2 separate regions of the Mus musculus genome follow, and region 2 is linked to region 1. Evidence: chromatin contacts called from ENCODE Hi-C data. All regions are on one chromosome and are shown on one strand. Each heading gives the region's core, a stretch centred on a gene start or an enhancer-like site at or near the end of the contact. The rest is flanking DNA. Distances are from core to core; before and after follow the strand shown.

Evidence for each region. A loop is a pair of places that touch in the nucleus more often than their neighbours do.
Region 2: a map of T-helper 1 cell shows a loop between it and region 1 (74-fold over the local background). The contact joins the enhancer-like site here to the promoter of B230354K17Rik in region 1. A Hi-C loop is called at or near these places in 4 of 37 maps with a recorded cell type or tissue (T-helper 1 cell, T-helper 17 cell and regulatory T cell).

Annotation. Positions count from the first base shown.
Region 1 is chr17:45,430,350-45,436,779 of GRCm38, reverse strand. It overlaps B230354K17Rik (RIKEN cDNA B230354K17 gene), which reads right to left and starts at 2,949. Exons shown (of 3, transcript NR_130961.1): 1 at 2,553-2,949; 2 at 556-697. Cdc5l (cell division cycle 5-like (S. pombe)) reads left to right here and starts at 3,073. Exons shown (of 16, transcript NM_152810.2): 1 at 3,073-3,389. The coding sequence starts at 3,345.
Region 2 is chr17:71,702,197-71,708,626 of GRCm38, reverse strand. It overlaps Togaram2 (TOG array regulator of axonemal microtubules 2), which reads right to left. Exons shown (of 20, transcript NM_177087.4): 11 at 3,786-3,939; 12 at 2,743-2,848; 13 at 1,313-1,548. Among named protein-coding and RNA genes, the nearest start is that of Togaram2, 32 kb to the right of the region's middle. Within about 2 kb of position 2,856, at least 2 of the 3 ENCODE cell types and tissues checked have a DNase peak (open chromatin) inside an H3K27ac peak, as active enhancers do.

The DNA.
Region 1 (6,430 bases), core at 1,700-4,199:
AGTTTGTAATACAGTTCATACCATGGGCCTTCAGTACTCTCCAAGCTCCCAGGAGAGGGGGTGACTGGAGAGACTTCAGTAGCTGAAGGTGCCGGCGAATTGAAATGCCTATTCCAGATACTTAAAAGATTCATCCTTATACTTCTGCTTCTCTAGAACCACTTCTGGTACCAAAATCTGTATTAGTCAGGGTTCTTTAGAGTCACAGAACTTATGGAATCAATCTCTCTCTCCTTCCTCTGTAGTCCAGCTAATCCAACAATAAAAAGTCTAAAAATCTAGTGGTTGCTCAGTCCCACAAGGCTGCATGTCTCAGGTGGTCTTCAGTATATGCTGCAATCCAGAAGTAGGTTGTAATACCAGTGAGGGAATGGATGTGCTAGCAAGGCAAGAGCAGATAGACAAAGAGTAAAAGCTTCCTTCTTTTACGTCCTTATACAGACATCCAGCTGAAAGTATGGCTCATATGTTCACAAAAGACATCTCTTAAGATTTGGATTAAAGACTTGTGTCTTCCCACCTCGAGATTGAGATTAAAAATGTGTGTCTTCCTACCTCAAAGGTCTGGACTAGAAGTGGATTCATCCACTTTAAGCAGACAATCTCTCACAGGTGTGCTCTTCTCCATTTCTGGGTTGTAGGTGATTCCAGATATAGTCAAGTTGACAACGAAGAATAGTCATCACAGTCCTGAAAACTATAGAAGGGAGTTATCAAACATCATTTTCAAGTGTTTATTTTGAATAGTGTAACTGTGTGTGACAACTATGACAGCTCCAAAATCATTCCAATGAATCCTTTTGTATATGTGTATTCTGGAGCATAACTAACTTGTTTTAAAGCAGATCCCCACGCCACGGATCAGTCAGATATACAGGAATCCAGGCATGATCAGCGCAGTAAGAGGAACTGTGGTGAATGGCTCAGAATTAAAAGTACACACCACTTTCCTTAGATAGCTGGCTGGAGAGTTCACACTAGTATGGTCTCATCTTAACCCAATCACATCTGTGAAGACTCCACAATATTTCCAAATGAGTTCACATGTATAGGTACCAAGAGTTAGGATGGGAATGTATCCACTTGGAGATGTATTTCAACTCACAACAGGGAAAAAGAGACTTCCTCATTTTACAAGTTCTTATTGGCTTTCATTTTGGTAAAGTAGAGGATGGGAAATGTGGGGTCTTTTTTTGTTTGTTTGAAGTGAAGTAATCATGAAACATGTATTTATAGAGTTTCCCATGCAACTGACTTTCTGAGGGACATTTGGGAAAATGTATGTTGGCTGAGTGAGGAAGATGTGGAACCTATCTCTTTGTTTCTGGATATGGGGCGCTAATCTCAGATACTGCATCCTAAGGACACACCACCTATGTTCAAAGACAGTTGCCAGGGCTGCTGTGCAGAGAGGGGCCTACATGGCACTTGGAGGACTAATTCACATAATAAAAGGGGCAATATTGGAGCATCTGACTTGAATCCACACCACAGACAAGGATAGATCTCAATAGGTTGATGAAGTATGTTCTGTTGTCAAAATACCAATCCTTTGTAACAATTTTCTAGCAGGTGACATTAACATGTTTTAAGGAAGAGATACCTTTTTTAAAGTTAGCATAAAGATGACAGAATGTTGAGTGGAAGAAGTCACTGTCATGATCCTTTGGAATAGCCTATGTGAAAGAGGACTGGTTCAACTGTGGATTTATTAGGCCTCTCGATTACAAATAATGGAAAGCTAACTTCAATGACTAAATCCAAAAGGGGGATATGGAAGTAGTTACGACTTGGGAATGTTCTAGATCCAGGGACCATGTAGTTCAAAATACAATTGTTAGGTGCCACACAATTGGTAGGTTAGAGGCTTATCAGCTAGCAGAAACACTGACCTCTTTTGGATCCTAGCGTTAAGATCCCCAGAGAGGAGTGTTCAGATTTGCTTTGATCTGGTCAACCAAATGGTGTGTGACCTGGGTGTGTGGGATAAAAACCATACAACTAAGTGATGTTGGCAGGAGGTAATGGTTACACATCTTTACAAGAGAGCATTGCAAAGAGTACCAGAGGCAGAAAATGGCTTGTTAACCTGTCATCCTGTCAGATGACAGGAGTGAAATGAGATTGTAGGTCACTAAACCCAAGTGTTCTTCATAACACTACACTACCTCCCTCTCAACTGAAAGCAGTGATATTTTGATACAATTTCCTATTTCAAGGAAAAAAATCGTAACAAAAATCGAATCGGAAAATCCGTCATGTCTTCTAGAAGGGGCAAACGGAAGCATGAACAGTGACAACAAACCAGAGCCGCTATGCACGGAATAAAATCTTTCCCTAGGGACCTGGGGTGACACCAAGTAATTAATTGCTCTGGAATAGTGGAGAAATCTGCGTGGGAAAAGAGAGAGGAGATGGCAGAGAGTCTGACAATTTCCACTTCACCGAGACTTTGTGGACTCGCAGCCGCCCTCTGATTTGATGAACAAGTTGTTTGTTCCACTCTTCAGAGGACGACCCCGGATTCCAGGGGCGAGACTCCCGCAACTCACCGAGTTTGTTCCACAGACACCCAACAGCGAGGGATGAGGGAAAGCGGCTGACGTGACGCTTCCCAAGGGTCCCTAGGGCGTCGCCTCGAACCCCTTGTGGCTCTTCCAGGAAGGAGAGCGAACACTTTGGGGCGAGCAGTCGCTCAGTCCCTCAGGTTAGAGTTAGGATCTTGAGTCCGTCCGGCATCCTCGGCGCTTGGCGCTGCGAGTTGGAGCTCCTAGAAAGAGAACGGACTCGTTTGCATCTCCCCGAGGACTCAGCGAAGTCCTCGTCGGTCGCCGGGATGCCCAGCGCAGCGCTCCGTTAAACAAACAGACAAACAAACAAGCAAACAAACAAACAAACAGCGCTCCCTGGGGACCAAGCGTGCTGAGGAACGCCACACCCCTCACATTTATTCCCCACCCCCGGCACTGCCCTCCGCGTGACGTCAGGACCAATCCCTTCACTGCGTTCCCGGTCAAGTTCCAACTCTGGCATCTCGCGAGAGTTTTGTTTTCCTTCACCCTAGTCTCGGACCTGCGCGCGACACGTCGGGCGCCTTGGCACCTGCGGTTTGATTAGTCTCCATCAGTCTTAAGGTTGCAGCCTGGCCGCCCGCGTCTTTTGCCTTCGGCCGCTAAGATCTCGCGAGATTTCCCGGGGCTGCCCACGCCGCGCCTGCGCAGAGCTCTTCAAAGCAGAAGGTCGCTCTTGGGAGGAAGTGGCCTTTTGCGTCCCGTGCCCGGAGCGCCGTTACTACTTTCTCGAAGCTCTCCTCGGCTCCCTTGCCGGGACACTCTGCCGCTAAGATGCCCCGGATTATGATCAAAGGGGGAGTGTGGAGGAACACGGAGGTGAGGCAGCTTTTCCCGCCGTCCGCAGCCCTCCGCCGGCTCTGGTAGCGTGTGCGCACGCGCGGGGAAGCTCCGGGAGCCGTGGCTGTCCCGCGGGGGTCTGCGGTGCGGGGCGGCGACTGCGCGGACCCCGGGGACCCTCGCGGTGCATGGGTGCGGGCTCGGGTCACCTGGCTCACCCCGGGGGCGAGGTCGCGACTTGTCGCCCGGCGCTCCTCGCTTGGCATTTGCTAGGCCCTTGATCACTTATTTGATCAGTTAGGGACGCGCCCCCTCGGTGTCTTCTGCAGCCCGGTGGCCGCCGACCGGACCTCCCCCGGAGCCTGGTGTTTCTCCAGCTCCTTTCGATCTCAGCTCGTGCACAGCGCTTCGCTCTGTTAGAAGCCGTTGTGGCTGCAACTTTGTTTTTTCCGTGACTTCTTTACAGCCGGACAGGCTGCCCGTTTACGTCTGCACCTCTCTGCTTATCTTAGGACCTGGGTCCTTTCTCTTACCTTTCCAGTCACGCCACCCTTGCCGGGATAGAAGCCAGTTAGGACAAACTTACCTACGGTGGTGTTTGCGTCCAGAAATGTTGTAGATTATGTCACGGTGAGCGGAACAGCAGAAGGAAGGAAGTAAAATAGAAATTAAGTTAACGTGCATTTAATCGAGTGCGCCGAATGTATGAGCACCTTTCCGTCTGTCTTGTGCGTTCTTGAGATAGCTCCTTATTGCTTTGGCATCTTTCTGAACATGCTCCAAACTTAGCTGAGAACACTTCTTAGAGTCCTCCTGGCCCATTCGTTGGTCGTCCCGTTGAGAGTTAGTTGTTTAGTGGTTTGGTGGCACCTATTTTTCATTTACTACAGCTTTGTTTTCACAAGCACTTTTGTGTGGCTCCGGCTGAGTTACTTCTGAGAGCCTCAGATTACTCATTTTTATAAGACAAATAAATAATTGTATTTAAGCTCTTGAAACGAGTTGCCAGTTTGGAACATTGTGAACGCAGCTGGGTACATTAGTAGGCTTTCAGTAAAAAAAATGAGTTGCTGTTGTCTTCATCAGACAGCAGTATAGTAGGACCAGGCTTTGGCATTCTAGTATGAAGCAGGTTTCTTGGTGATGTTTGGGAATGAATCTTGTAGGATAGGTACCTGTTGTATGTATTTGGTTGAAGATGCGTTGAAGTTTTGAAAAACTTTACCAAAGTTACAAATGGAGGCACTGAAAAGGGACTTGCATGCACTAAGACAATTTAAACTAGAAGAGTTGGCTTCTGAGGAAGAAGCAGAGTCACAAAATCAAGTAACATCAGGATTCCTCTATAATGGCCAAAACCCAGCAGAGTGTGTGTGTGTGTCTGTGTGTCGATGTCTGTCTGTCTGAGATAGGGTCTTATGTAGCTTAGATTGACTTTGAACTTGCTATGTAGATGAGAGTGACCCTTAACATCTGATCCTCCTGCTTCTACCTCTCCTGTTCTGGCATAAGAGGTGTGTACTGTCATGTGTAAAGTCTTATGGGAATCTAATCCAGGACTTAAAGTATGCTAGGTGGGTATGCTACCAGTTAGCAGTGGGAGAGAAGATGGAGTGGAGGGTTTTATGTAGAAGACAGGCAATTCAAGTTCATTGTAGAAAAAGCCTAAAAGTAAAGTGCTCAAGTGCATTCATCTATGACTCTTAGGTCTGTGAGCTCGCGTGGCAGGATGTCTGGGGATTGGGCTATACTTTGGGTACTCTGGTGAAATGGTTTTTAGAGATTGGAGTAGGTAGACAGGGCGCTGACTGATGAGGTAGAGGAGCTGTGGATCCTGGGCTGTTGTGAGTAGGATGCCTGCCAGAGAGGAACTGTGTTGAACCAGAGTCTCAAGTTTCTTCTTTGATTCTCTCTCCAGAAGTATAGAAGACCTGCTTCAAGGTAGATAGTCAGGAAATTTTTTGTTCTTGTTTTGAGAAAATATATAAATGTATGTGAACTTTGTGAGGAGAATGGCAGGTACATGCCAGTGAATAATTTTGTCTGTCATAAAGTAGTGTTTTTAACATTGACTTTTTCCACCTCCAGTTTGTTGAGGGCCAGGTAAGATGTCCTTTTTTTCTGTTTTTTTTTTTTTTTTTTTTTTTTCTGTGGCTGGTGAGCCAGCAGTTAAGAGCACTGACTGTTCTTCTGAAGGTCCTGAGTTAATATCTCAGCCAACCACATGATGGCTCAAAACCACCTGTAATGAGATCTGATGTCCTCTTCTGGTGTGTCTGAAGACAGCTACAGTATACTTATGTTTAATAATAAATAAATCTTTGGGCAGTAGCGAGTAGGGGCCTGAGTGAGCAGAGGTCCTGAGTTCAGTTCCCAGCAACCATATGATGGCTCACAACCATCTACAGCTACAGTGTATTCATATACGTAAAATAAATAAATAAATAAATAAATCCTTTTTTTATTACATATTTTCTTTATTTACATTTCAAATGCTATCCCAAAAGTTCCCTATACCCTCCCTCCCACCCTGCTCCCCTACCCACCCACTCCCATTTCTTGGCCCTGGCATTCCCCTGTACTGGGGCATATAAAGTTTGCAAGACCAAACTGGGTCTCTCTTCCCAATGATGGCCAACTAGGCCATTGCCGCAGACCCTCTGGGCCCCTTTGTCTGTGTGGAACGGGTCTCCAGTCTCGGGTGGGCAAAGCGTCGTATGGAATGACAGACAGATGCACACAGGAGACGTTGTGTAGAATCTGAATGTAATTTGTCAAATCGAGCATCAAACTTTTTATACAGAAGAAAATAGGGAAGTTGGGTGACACACCAGCAAGGGCCCTGTGTTCCATCCTATAGATGACTGTGAACATCCACTTCTGTATTTGCCAGACACTGGCATAGCCTCACCCGACACAGCTATATCAGGGTCTTTACAGCAAAATCTTGCTGGCATGTGCAATAGTGTCTGGGTTTGGTGGCTGATTATGGGATGAATCCCTGGGTTGGGTAGTCTCTGGATAGTCCATCCTTTCGTCTTAGCTCCAAACTTTGTCTCTGTAACACCTTCCATGGGTGT
Region 2 (6,430 bases), core at 1,607-4,106, about 26 Mb before region 1:
CCTGGTCCTTGTGGTCAGTGATCATTGTCACACCCTCTATTAGGTGCCATGTCAGGCTCACCTTACCCATCATCTACCACCAACCATGAGCTGCCGCCACCATCATACTACAGGAGAAAAAGCTGAGGCACAGAGAAAAGGATCGAGCAAAGGGATCGTTTCTCCCCCGGTTCATTCAACCACAGCCAGGGTTCAACAATGTTAGCTAAAGCCTGCACTGTTCTAGAGGCTGTCTCATGAAGCTAGTGATTGGCACCTCAGAACCACTGCAGGGGAGAAACACCATTATTATCTCCATCCTCTGAGGAAGGACAGACCCAGAGAACCCAGGTCGTGGCGCTCAGGAGCAGCCGATACTTTGCAACAGTTCCTGGTACAATAGCCAGGGTCTGCCGACTGGTGCGGTGGGCTCTAGGTAGGCTGAGGGGTGCATGCCTCTGTGTGACAAGTGGCTTGCAGAAGTAGGGAGGCGTTCTCTTTTGTGGAAGCAAAGGCTTGGGAAATGCCTTTGGTTTTGCTACTGATTTGGTTTTAACTTGAGGGGAAGTAAATCTAGGTCTATCAGTAGCTCACCTCCTCCCCCTGAGAGACGTCAGTTTTGTTCCTGGTCCACATTTTCATCAGAAAGAAACACAGCTCCCCTGAGAGGGGCAGGAGCCTCAAGGGCACAGCTGAGGCTGCTTCTACAGCCCTGTCTCCCAAGCGTTACCATGACCACCATGCACTTTCCCAGCCGAAACAGAACAACAGCACCCTCTCCTTCCAGCCATGCTTACCCCATTCTCTGAAGACTGCCTAGGAAGGGTAGCAGGAGCCTGCAGGATACAGGGGTTTGCTCCCTCTGCTAAATGTGTAAGGCGCTTTCAGTGAGGCCTGGGAAGATGCCTCAGCATGCTGACATACACAGATGCAGATGCGTGCACACGCACACGTGCACGCACACACAGAGACAGACACAGACAAACAGACACATACACACACACACACAGACACACACAGAGACACACACAGACACATATACACACACAGAAACACAGACACACACAGAGAGAGACACACACACGCACACACACACACACAGCATCCCAAAAGACCCTCAAGAGCAGCAGTTTCTGTTTCCTTCCTCCCTGTCCTCTCTCCCATCCTTCTCTGCTCATTCCATATGCCGGTACCTCTCCCCTGACACACATACCCAGACAGCACATACAAGACACCTGCAGATGTGAGGGCTACCAGTGTCCACACACACACACACACACACACACACACACACACACACACACACATACACACACACAGGAACAGCACATACTAGACACCCGCAGATGTGAGGGCCACCAGTGCACGGGCAGGGGTCACGTTTTCCACCATGGCACCCAGAGCCCGGTTGGCTGCCCGCTGAATGAACTCGCTGGTGTTCCCCATCTTCTGCAGAAGGCAGCGGACAATCTCCTCAGCCTCCTGGTCCATGTTCTTCTTCAAAACTCGGAAGAGGTCTCCCAGGGTGCTGATGGCCAGGCGGGATACCTTGGAACGGAGGTTGGTGACCTTGGAGAGAGAGGAGAAGGGGCCTCCAGGTCAGCTGTACCTTCCCAAGTGCCCTAAAAACACTGTGTGGCCCCCTCTGCTACTTCCTCACGTATACCAAAGCTCTGTTCTCATCCTTTGCCACACTAGAGTTAAAAAAAAATCCTTCAGCATCTCTGGGCAGAACAGCCCATGCCGTCATTATCGCACCTACTTTACTATCATTGGAACTAATAATTCCATTTTCAACATTGTCTGACGTTTGTACATGTCCCCCACAAGTCCATGCTATGAACACTTGTCCCTGAGTTGGTGATGCTGCCTTAGGAAGATGAACAACTTTCAGGAGGTGGAGCCTAACCAATGAAAGTAGGTCACCATGGCAGCCCTTTGACGCTCTAGCCCGGCTCCTATCTCCACTGGGCTCTCTGCTAGCTGTCTTTGCCCATTGTGTGAACAAGGTGCACAGTACACTCCTATCACCATGCCCACACAGAAGCATTCCCAGTTGCCACGTCTCCCCTGCCATGACGGGCTGAAATCCCCCTGAGACCGTGAGCCAAAATAAATTTTTCCTCCGGGTGCTTCTCTCTAGAGTTTTGCCACAGTGGTGGAGAAAGAACTAATGCAGTACGTTCACAGAAATGGCCCACTCCACTCCTCACACCACACTCCTGCTGCAGAGGCAGAAACCAACCCTCAAACACATGACATGCTCCAGCCAAGGGTCCACACGATGTCCTCTGCATCACAACCCTCCCACCCTCGCTAGGACAGTTCGTTCCCCAAGGCTGTAGAGTGGCATCTACTGGAATCAAGCTCATGTTACTGTCTTTCAGGGCAGGACCTAGGCTGACATCCAAGCCTTGGGAAATGCTATGCCAGCCCTGAGGTTGAGCATCAACCCAGACAGAGGACTCCATCCTTCCTTCGATGTTGCAAGCACAGAAGACAATGGACAGTGACAAATGGGAGCGCACAGCTCCAAATGTTTCAACTCCCAAAGATTACAAGATAAAGAAAGCCCAGTTCTTAGTGCTGGCATCTGAGGGATGGGTAACTCCCACCTCAGAGGCTGGAAGCTGATGAATAAGCAGAGACAGGCTCCAGAGAGTCACCGGCTGCTGTGTAACTCACCTGAACAGCTAAGACAGGGAAAGGGTGTGTATGGATTAGGGGAGGGGACGAAGTACAGAAGCTGTGTGTAGGCCTCACCTCCGCAGTCACTGCCAAGGACACATCGTGCAGCCGTGTACCGAGGACCTCCGAGTGACAAGCTGCCAGGCGCTGGATGTTCACCAGGCCCTTCTCCTTCATTTGCCTGAGAAGCAAGGCCAGGCTTGTCACAGGAGGGGAGGAGGGAGGTGGCCTGTTTCTCTGCAGACAGCTCCCAGCAGGGTGGGATTTCAAGGCCTCATAAGCAGGGTTTCTAGGAATCCTAGCTAGCTGGTGGCAATGCAAGCTGTTTTATGGACTCTTGGCTGGCCCTCCAGTCTGGCCACCCAGGATCTGTTTGGGTCTTTGATACAAGATAGACAATGCCAAGAAGTTACTTAAAATGGGGGCTAAAGATTGGAAGGCTTCTGGAAGTGTTCTAGGTCACCAGTCACTACTTCACTAGTGACTAAGACCATTTGTCTCATTTGCATCATGGGGAGGTGGGGTGGGGAGAAGCCCTTGTTTTAAGCTTGACTTAGATGGGGCTATATCTTTGCTAGGAGAATGCTTGCCTAGCATGCACAAGGTCATGGGTTTGGTCCCTAGCACTGCATAAACTGCACGTGGTGGCACATGGCTGTCATCCCAGCACTCAGGAGGCAGAGGCAGAGGGAACAGAAGTTCAAGGCCATTCTCACTGAGTTCAAGGACAGTCTGGGAGACATGAGACCCTGTTTTAAAACACATAAATGAACAAACTTGATTTAGAGAAATAGAGCTCTGACCTTCTCTTTGTTCTGTAGTCAGATTCCTACCAACCATGCCTGGCTCTAACATGTCACAGGCCAGCACACAGGCAGACTTGGAAGGGCCCAGAGCATATACAAGTAGCTAGAGCTACCAAACATATGAACCTAGATATGTGCATGCATGAATGCACACACACACACACACACACACACACACACATTCTTCCTTGGCAACAGACCCTAGGGATGAGGGAACAGGGAAGCTGGGGGCAGGACATCTTCTGTAGCCCTCCTAAATATCACCCCCACACAAACCAAGCCACAGGACATAGAATGAAGGCCTCTCCTCACCAGTCATTGCTGTTGAGGCACTGGAGGGCATCTGTCAGCCCCAGTTCCGGGTTGGAGAAGGGCCTCAACTCCCTGAGAGCCCGAAGATCCATCTCCTCCTCCTCTTCCTCCCACTCAGGGGAGCCCAAGGTAAGCACGGCAGGTAGTGAGTTAGCTGCATTAGAGAGACAGCAAGCATCACCCAGGACCACAGAGAGGTGCGCACATGGGAACACACATACACACATACACACACGCACACACACACACACACACACACACACACATAACCACTCCTTCAGACACTGAAGAGCCTGGCCTCGGTGCAACCCCACACACAGGGAGAAAAGCCTGGAGGCCTGTAAAGCCAGCAGCCAGCTCTACCTGACTTGCCCTGACTTCTCACCTATTCATTCCGGTGCCAACATTAGGAACATACTGGCAGCTGGGCATCTCGTGGAAGCTGCCGAGCCTGTGGCTCACCTCCAGTCCTTTCCTACCTTGGTTGGGATCTGGAACAAGGAGCAGCCAATAGACTCCTCACTCGCTGGGTAGCATTCTGAGCTCACTTTTCTCCAGGAACCTCTGTTCCTTCAATCCTACCATCCCCTCCTCTGTGAGACGCCTGGGCATGGAAGCACTCATGGGCAGATGCGCAGAGGAAGGCAGGGGACAGTGAGAAACACTGGAGGGGACTGTCACCTGCAGGGTCAAAATGTGGCCACACTTTTAGGAACTGACAGAAAGGGGAAGAGCTGGGGTGTGACTCAATGGTAGAATGCTTGCCTAGCATGGGTGAGGCTCTGGGTCCAGTCAAGACAGACACACAGACACAGACAGACAGACAGACAGACAGACAGACAGACACACACACACACACACACAGAGAAAGAGAGAGAGTCAGAGACAGAAAAAGATAGAGAGACACACAGAGAAAGACACAGAGACAGACACACAGAGAAAACAGCATGTTTTCTTTCTTGTAGGTAGATTATAAAAAGTTCTAGGAACAGGAAGGAATTTCAGAAACACAACAGAGCCCCTCAGCTCCGCCATTATGTAGGCAGCAGTGCGCTCTCCTCCTTCCCTCCTTCCCTCATCTCCCTTACTGGCTAGTTCTGCTGTGAGGCCCCCTTGGTCCCCTCTCCCTAAAATGACTTTCACTATAGTATACCCAGGAGATCCTGGACCTGGATGTATTTGTGAGTGTGTGTGTGTGTGTGTGTGTGTGTGTGTGTGTGTGTGTGTGTGTGTGTGTGTGTTTACTGGAGACTGAACATACCAGTCAAGAACTGTACTGCTGACCAGGCTGGCCTTGAACATTCAATCCTCAGTCTCCTGGGTATCTGAGACTATAGTCCTATACCAGCACTACTCCTGCGGTAGTAGCCAGCCTCCGACCGTCTTCCCTACCTCCACACCACCCTCTGACATCATTTCTCTCCCACCTAGATTTTTTTAATTTTTTAAAGATTTATTTATTATTATACATAAGTACACTGTAGCTGACTTCAGATGAGGGTGTCAGATCTCATTATGGGTGGTTGTGAGCCACCATGTGGTTGCTGGGATTTGAACTCAGGACTTTTGGTAGAACAGTCAGTGTTCTTACCCACTGAGCCATCTCACCAGCCCCCCTGCCACCTAGATTTTAAGCACAGACTTGCTCATAGACACACATTCAAACACACAAGGACCCTCGGGGGTCACTTCAGCTTCTAGTCTCTAGAGTTTATGTTGACTCTGTCTTGGCCTGCCTTTGCCCACCAGCCTCTCCATAATGCTCATAAATATGCCTTGCCACAGTGGTCCAGGAACTACCATGTTCTCCTCACACATGAGGACAGAACTGAGGGAATGAAGGTAAGGCTTGTCTCCGGGTACCTGGTCTCCTGAGACAGGCTGCAATCTCATGAAGTTCATTAGGGATATAACGAAAACCAAGTTCCAGTCCTGAAATCCCATCATTTCCAAACTGACCGAAAATTAGGTGCAGATGTAACTGATAAATCAACGTGACACTCGTAGGACTGTCAAGAGCGTAAGAGGATTCAGACTCAGCGTACAGGGAGGTCATGAGAGGAAGGCACCGTCTTTTCCTAATTCTACTCCATCTACTCACAAACACACACAGCTTCAACAATGACACAGGAACAAACCATCCTGGGTCCAAGACTCAGCAGCCAAAGTCTTAGGCTGACAGCCCACCATCCCTGGGGATGACATGAGTCTTGAACTCTTCCTTCTACCATCTATACAGTGAGGGTGGTGGGCTAGGCGGGTGAGCGCTTCTCAGTATTGATCACTTTCATGATTCATTCCCTAATACACCATCCAGGTCACAAGCACTCCGAATGGTGGCTCCTCGCCAGTCATTGCTGTGGAGGAGCGCATCTGCTAACCCAGTGCATGCAATCTCTCTCTCTCTCTCTCTCTCTCTCTCTCTCTCTCTCTCTCTCTCTCTCTCTCTCTCTCTCTCTCTCTCTCCCTCCCTCCCTCCTTCCCTCTCTCTCTCTCTCTCTCTCTCTCTCTCTCTCTCGTGTGTGTGTGTGTGTGTGTGTGAGAGAGAGAGAGAAACAGAGACAGACAGACAGACAAACAGACAGAGACAGACAGAGACAGACAGAGACAGACAGAGACAGAGAGACAGAGACAGAGACAGACAG